Regions from separate parts of the Homo sapiens genome. Here region 1 is linked to region 2. Evidence: read pairs that join two places in POLR2A ChIA-PET (ENCODE). Cell type or tissue: A673. All regions are shown on one strand. Each heading gives the region's core, and the rest is flanking DNA. Links, peaks and the distances in the headings are about the cores only. Region 1 overlaps NGRN (neugrin, neurite outgrowth associated). Region 2 overlaps IQGAP1 (IQ motif containing GTPase activating protein 1).

What was found. Peaks named below come from ENCODE experiments on the same cell type or tissue, not always from the same donor. Only the 100,000 strongest peaks of a DNase experiment are listed, where the experiment ranks them.
Region 1: POLR2A ChIA-PET joins it to region 2 with 12 read pairs; 4 of 35 experiments call an interaction of 5 or more read pairs at or near these places.

Annotation. Positions count from the first base shown.
Region 1 is chr15:90,269,656-90,272,564 of GRCh38, reverse strand. It overlaps NGRN (neugrin, neurite outgrowth associated), which reads right to left. Exons shown (of 3, transcript NM_001033088.3): 3 at 354-1,377. The coding sequence ends at 777. Among named protein-coding and RNA genes, the nearest start is that of NGRN, 5.4 kb to the right of the region's middle. In A673, for the core only: no CTCF peak of the experiment used is centred there; no DNase peak of the experiment used is centred there.
Region 2 is chr15:90,450,080-90,452,988 of GRCh38, reverse strand. IQGAP1 (IQ motif containing GTPase activating protein 1) reads right to left here. Exons shown (of 38, transcript NM_003870.4): 12 at 51-214. Among named protein-coding and RNA genes, the nearest start is that of IQGAP1, 63 kb to the right of the region's middle. In A673, for the core only: no CTCF peak of the experiment used is centred there; a DNase peak (open chromatin) is centred at 1,368.

The DNA.
Region 1 (2,909 bases), core at 182-2,681, 180 kb after region 2:
AACTGGGACTGTAGGCACATTCTGCCATGCCCAGCTCTTAATATAAACTTTAAAATGTGGCTGGAGATTATAAGGGCCCTAAAGCCTTTGCCTGCTTTGTATTTTCTGCCAACCCCTCATTTCCCAATCTCTGCCAGAACCCCAGCAACTAAAAGAAAGGCGTCCAGTTTTCAGTTGTCAGAATCCCTCACTAAGCAGGATGCTCTGCACAGAGCCCTTTGCTGGGAAATTCCTCTGGTTCCATCTCTCTCCCAATGTTTACTGACCAGGGATCCTTCCTTTCTGCCTTTGTCCTTCCCTCTCTCCAAGGTTCACAGGTAAACCATCCCACCCCAAAGAGCACCAAAGAGGCAGACTGCTACATTTTACTTTATTTTGTTGTAAGGAAAACCAATTGACTAAGTTGTCCCCAAAATGTTAGTGTTCACTGATCAAGAAGGAAATGAGGTCAGAAGGCAAACTTTTCACTTCTTCTCAAACATAAATTGCAAGTATCACAGAAAATTGTAACAACACATGCAACACGGGATGGCTTTCAACACACAGAGAGCCTAAGCAAGAAGAGTGAGTACTGAAGGTCTACAGAGGTCAGACTGGGAGCACTACCACAGGAAGTTTGAATCTATCCACGCAGCTCTTTCCTCCCACAGTCCAGGCTCAACACCTCTTCCTATTCCAAGGTGGCTTATCCATATGCAGAAATCCAGGCTGTTCCATATACATTAATACTTGCCCAGCTGTGTTTCACGAGGCATCTCCATAAGCCAAGCCCCGACTCAAATTCTGTACAGGAAGTTCCCGTTGCTGTCAAAGAACTCTCGGCCCCTCTGCACTACTTTGCTGCTGAAGTTATCTGGCTCCTCTGCCTTCAACTCCTCCAGCTTCTGACCACTTGGCAACGCACCACTGCCAGTTCCTCTGGGGCTCTCAGAATCACTGGAGTACTTCTGCAGCTCTCTTGGATGACCTAGGGGTGCAGCAACAGGCACAAAGCTCTCCTCCAGGTCCTGGATTTCTTTATTTCTTCCCTTCCTTCTCCTTGGTGTATTTGTCCTGTGAGTGTCTGACTCTATCACTTTCAAAGCTGTGCTGTGATTTGGGTCTTTAGATGAGGCTTCATGCCCTGGCATAAGCAAAGAGCCTGATACAGAGTGGCCTGCAGGGAGCAGCTTTGAGGTATTTCCAGAGCCCCGGAGGTGCTGCAGCGAGTGGGCAAGCCCAGCTTTCTTAAGGACTTTTTGATCCTGCTTCAGCTTCTGCTCCAATGTGGGTAAAAACTTGCTTTTTAAAACTCTTCGGATCACATCAGTGCTGACATCAAAGCCTTCAGCCAACCTGGGAACTGACCAGGACTCTGGAAATTCCTCATGTAAATACCTACGGGAAGAAGGAGCAGGTTTGCAAGTTGTGAAGAAGTCTCCTATCAGAACATCTAACTCGCAATACCTATGATAAAGAAGAGGGGTTGAGGCCTGGCATGGTGGCTCACACCTGTAATCCCAGAACTCTGAGAGGCCGAGATAGGCGGATCACTTGAGCCCAGGAGTTCGAGACCAGTGATTCTTGTGCCTGAGCCTCCGAAGTAGCTGGGATTACAGGCATGAGCTACCACGTGGCACAAGAATCACTTGAACCTGGGAGGTGAAGGCTGCGGTGAGCCGAGATTGCACCACTGCACCACTGCACTCCAGCCTGGGCAACAGAGTGAGACTCTCCCAAAAAAACAAAAAAAGAGAGCTTGAAAAACCGCAAATGTAGTCCCTATCTTGTGCTAGCTAAATCTTGTGCTAGTCCCTATCTTGTGCTAGTTAAATGGCTGTGTTCCATTTCTGTGTGTCAACAGCAACACCTGACCACTGTCAGTCAGGTCACTTCATTTCACATCAACTCAGCTCCTCTCACTGACATCTAATACCACAATAGATCCTGGGGACGCAGGAGGACTGACCTTCCCATTACATAGTTTGGGAGTGGGGACAGACAAAATAAATGACATTATGGTAAAGGTTATAGCACAGGATGCAAAGACAGCACCCCAGGAGGGAGACCCAGATATAGGGAATAAGAACACTTATAGCCAGGCCCAGGAATTGCTTCATGAAGTCCAAGCTAGAGTTGGTCTGAAAGGATGAAAGGAGTAATAAGCTGGCAGAAGGGAGGAGAGAAGGAGAGATGAAAGATACTGATGATAAAGTGAAGAGCTTGTGAAATGTAAAGCGGCACATCACCTTTGTTGGGAATAACTCAACTGACAGTGAGGGTAAGAAGTAGATCACACTTAGGGGTCTGGAGTTTATCCCAAGGCAACAGCAAGTCAAGGAAAAATTTTAAGCAGTGGAATGCCACAGATAAATTTTCATTTTGAAGTTCAACCTACAGCCTGGCACAATGGCTCACTCCCAGCACTTTGAGAGGCTGAGGCAGGAGGATTGCTTGAGCCCAGGAGTTCGAGACCAGCCTGGGAAACAGGGAGATCCCATCTCTATTAAAAAAAGAAAAAAAGGAATTCAACCTAGTGGTAGTTTTTCAGTGACAAAAGTATAGGCAGAAAGATTGGTCAAGAGGCTTTTACAGTAATCCAGATAGTCTCGAGTGAGACAGTCAATGGAGCATAGGAGGAAAGTGAGTTGAGAAATATTTTAAGAAAGTCAAATAGTACAACTTGGTACTAAGGGACTAAATATTGGGGGAAGCATCATCAAGGCCAAGATGCAGGATTTTAGCTTGGGTAATCAGTAGGTTATAGGAAAAACAGGAACAGAATGAAGTTGTCAGGGAACAACGATGAATTCTATTTTGTACATGCTGAGTTTGAGGAAACTGTGATATCCAAAACAGAGATGTCTGGTACACAGTTGAATATATGCCTTTAGATTTCAGGAAAAAAAACATGAACTGGAGATGACAGA
Region 2 (2,909 bases), core at 223-2,722:
TCACGTCCACCCAACTTTGCTCACAAACAGGACAGGTTTAGTGAACTCACTTCAGGACTTTGTCGCTGCAGGGTAGCCAGCTCCTTCTGATAGAGATCGGCGGCAAATGGATACACCTGGGGCAGCTGGGCTTCGGGATTCATCAGTTCCAAAACAGTCTTCTCAGCAACACCCTTCTGGATTGCAGCATTAATCAGTGCTACTGCTGCCAATCCTGTGTAAAAAACAGGAGTCAGAAACGCAGTGGGCTTAGAGAGCCCTCAGGGGAAGAAGGTGCCAATCTTCATGGGAAAAATATCACATTCTGTGGCTATCAGCCATGAAGTTTGAAGTGGAACTTTCGTCTTTAAAAAAGCAGCCTCCTTTGTCTGAAGAAGGGTGAACTGTACGGTATGTGAACCATGTCTCAATCAAGATGTTTTCTTCAAAAAGCAGCCTCCTAACTGTTCTCCTCATCCCTATTTTCTTCCCGTTCAATTCATCCTATATGCTACCACTACTTCCCATCTAAACCACCTCTTCCTTCTCCTACTGCCTGGCTTCTTAAGCTACCATTCAAAGCTTTCTACAATCTTTCCACCCCTTGATCTTACACAACTCAGCCCAAAACATTTACAAAATTTGTATTCTAACCACCATTCCTCAAAGACATCTTTCACTACCTGTACTTCCGCTCCCACCTCCTTTTTCCCTCATTGTCCTGCACTAGGACGTTCTTTTCTCACCTCTTTCACCATCCAAATCTTAGCGATCCCTTAAGTCTCACCTCCTCCAGATATTTCCCTAACAAATCATGAAGTGTGTGCGAGCCAAAGTGAGGCTATATTGACTCCAGTTCTACCTTTAAAACTGGAGTAACTTGGCCAGGCACGGTGGCTCACGCTTGTAATCCCAGCACTTTGGGAGGCCAAGGCAGGTGGATCACGAGGTCAGGAGATCGAGACCATCCTGGTCAACACGGTGAAACCCCGTCTCTACTAAAAATGCAAAAATGAGCTAGGTGTGGTGGCACGTGCCTGTAATCCCAGCTCCTCAGGAGGCTGAGAGAGGAGAATCGCTTGAACCAGGGAGTCAGAGGTTGCAGTGAGCTGAAATTGTGCCACTGCACTCCAGCCTGGCAACAGAGTGAGACTCCGTCTCAAAAAAAAAAAAAAAGGGCACACAGACCAACAGAACACCATAGAGAACTCAGAAACAAAGCCACACATTTACAGCCATGAGGAGAACATTTTTTGACAAAGACACCAAGAACACACATCAGGGAAAAGACAGTGCTATGGTTTGGATTGGTTTATTTGTCCCTACCAAATCTCACATTGAAATCTGATACCTGACATCACCCTAAGGGTATGAAAAAAAAAAAGAAGAAACTTGATCCCCAGTGTGGTGGTGTTGGGAGGCAGGGCCTAGTAGGAGCTGTGTGGGTCATAGGAGCAAATGTCTCATCAACGGCTTTGTGCCATTCTCATGGTAGTGAGCTCTTGCAAGATTGGATTGGTTCTTGGGGAGAACGGATCAGTTCTCATTAGAATGGGTTGTTATAAAGCCAGGACCCCTACTCACTACCCCGGGGATCAGTCTCTCTTCACATGAGCCCACTTGCCCTTTGATCTTCTCCTTCATATTTTGATGCAGCACAAAAGCCCTCACCAGAAGCTGAGCAGATGCTGGTGCCTTGCTTCTTGCACAGCCTGCAGAGCTGTGAGCTAATAAATTACCCCACTTCAAGTATCCCTTTATAGCCACGTAAAATGGGCTGAGACAGACAGTCTCTTCAATAAATGGTGTTGAGAAAACTGGATAACCATATGCAGAAGAATAAAGCTAGATCCCTATCTCTCATAATATACAAAAATAAATCAAAATAGATTAAAGACTTAAATCTAAGACCTGAAACTATGAAGCGACTGGAAGAAAACATTGGGGAAATGCTTCAGGACACTGGTCTAAGCAAAGCCATTTAGCTAAGACCTTAAAAGCATAAGCAACGAAAGCAAAAATAGACAAACAGGACTATGTCAAGCTAAAAAGCTTCTGCACAGCAAAGGAAACCAACAACAAAGTGAAGAGACAACATATAGAACAGGAGAAAACATTTGCAAACGATCCATCTGAGAAGAGAACAATAACCATAATATATAAGAAATTCAAACAACAGCCAAAAAAAAAAAAACAAAAAAAAACCCCACAAATAATCCAATTTTTACATGGGCAAATAAGCTGAATAGATTTTTATCAAAAGAAGACACACAAATGGCCAACAGGTATATGAAAAAATGCTCAACATCATTAATCATCAGGGAAATACACATCAAAACCACAATGAGATACTTTCTCACCCCAATTAAAATGGCTTTTATCAAAGACAAAAAATAACAAATGCTGGGAAGGCTGCAGAGAAAGGGCTCATACACTGTTGATGGGAATATAAATTACTATAGCCGCTACGGAAAACAGGATGGAGAGTCCTCAAAAAATTAAAATAAAACTACATATGATTCAGCAATCCCATTGCTAGGTATATGGCCAAAAGAAAGGAAATCAGCACTCCCATGTTTACTGCAGCTGTATTCACAATAGCCAAGATATGAAATCAACCTAAGCGTCCATCAATGAATAAATGGTAAAAAAAAAAAAAAAAAAAAAAAAAAAAAAAAAGGTAGTGTATACACATAATGGAATATTATTCAGCCATAAAAACTGAAGGTCATTATGTTAAGTGAAATAAGCCAGACACAGAAAGGCAAATACCTCCTGATCTCACTCATATATGGGAGCTAAAAAAGTGGATCTCACAGAGGTAGAGTTGACTGGTGGTTCCCAGAAGCTGGGAAGGGTAGTGGGGAGGAGGACATAGAGAGGTTGGCTAACGGGTACAAAATTACCATTAGATACAAGGAATAGGTCTA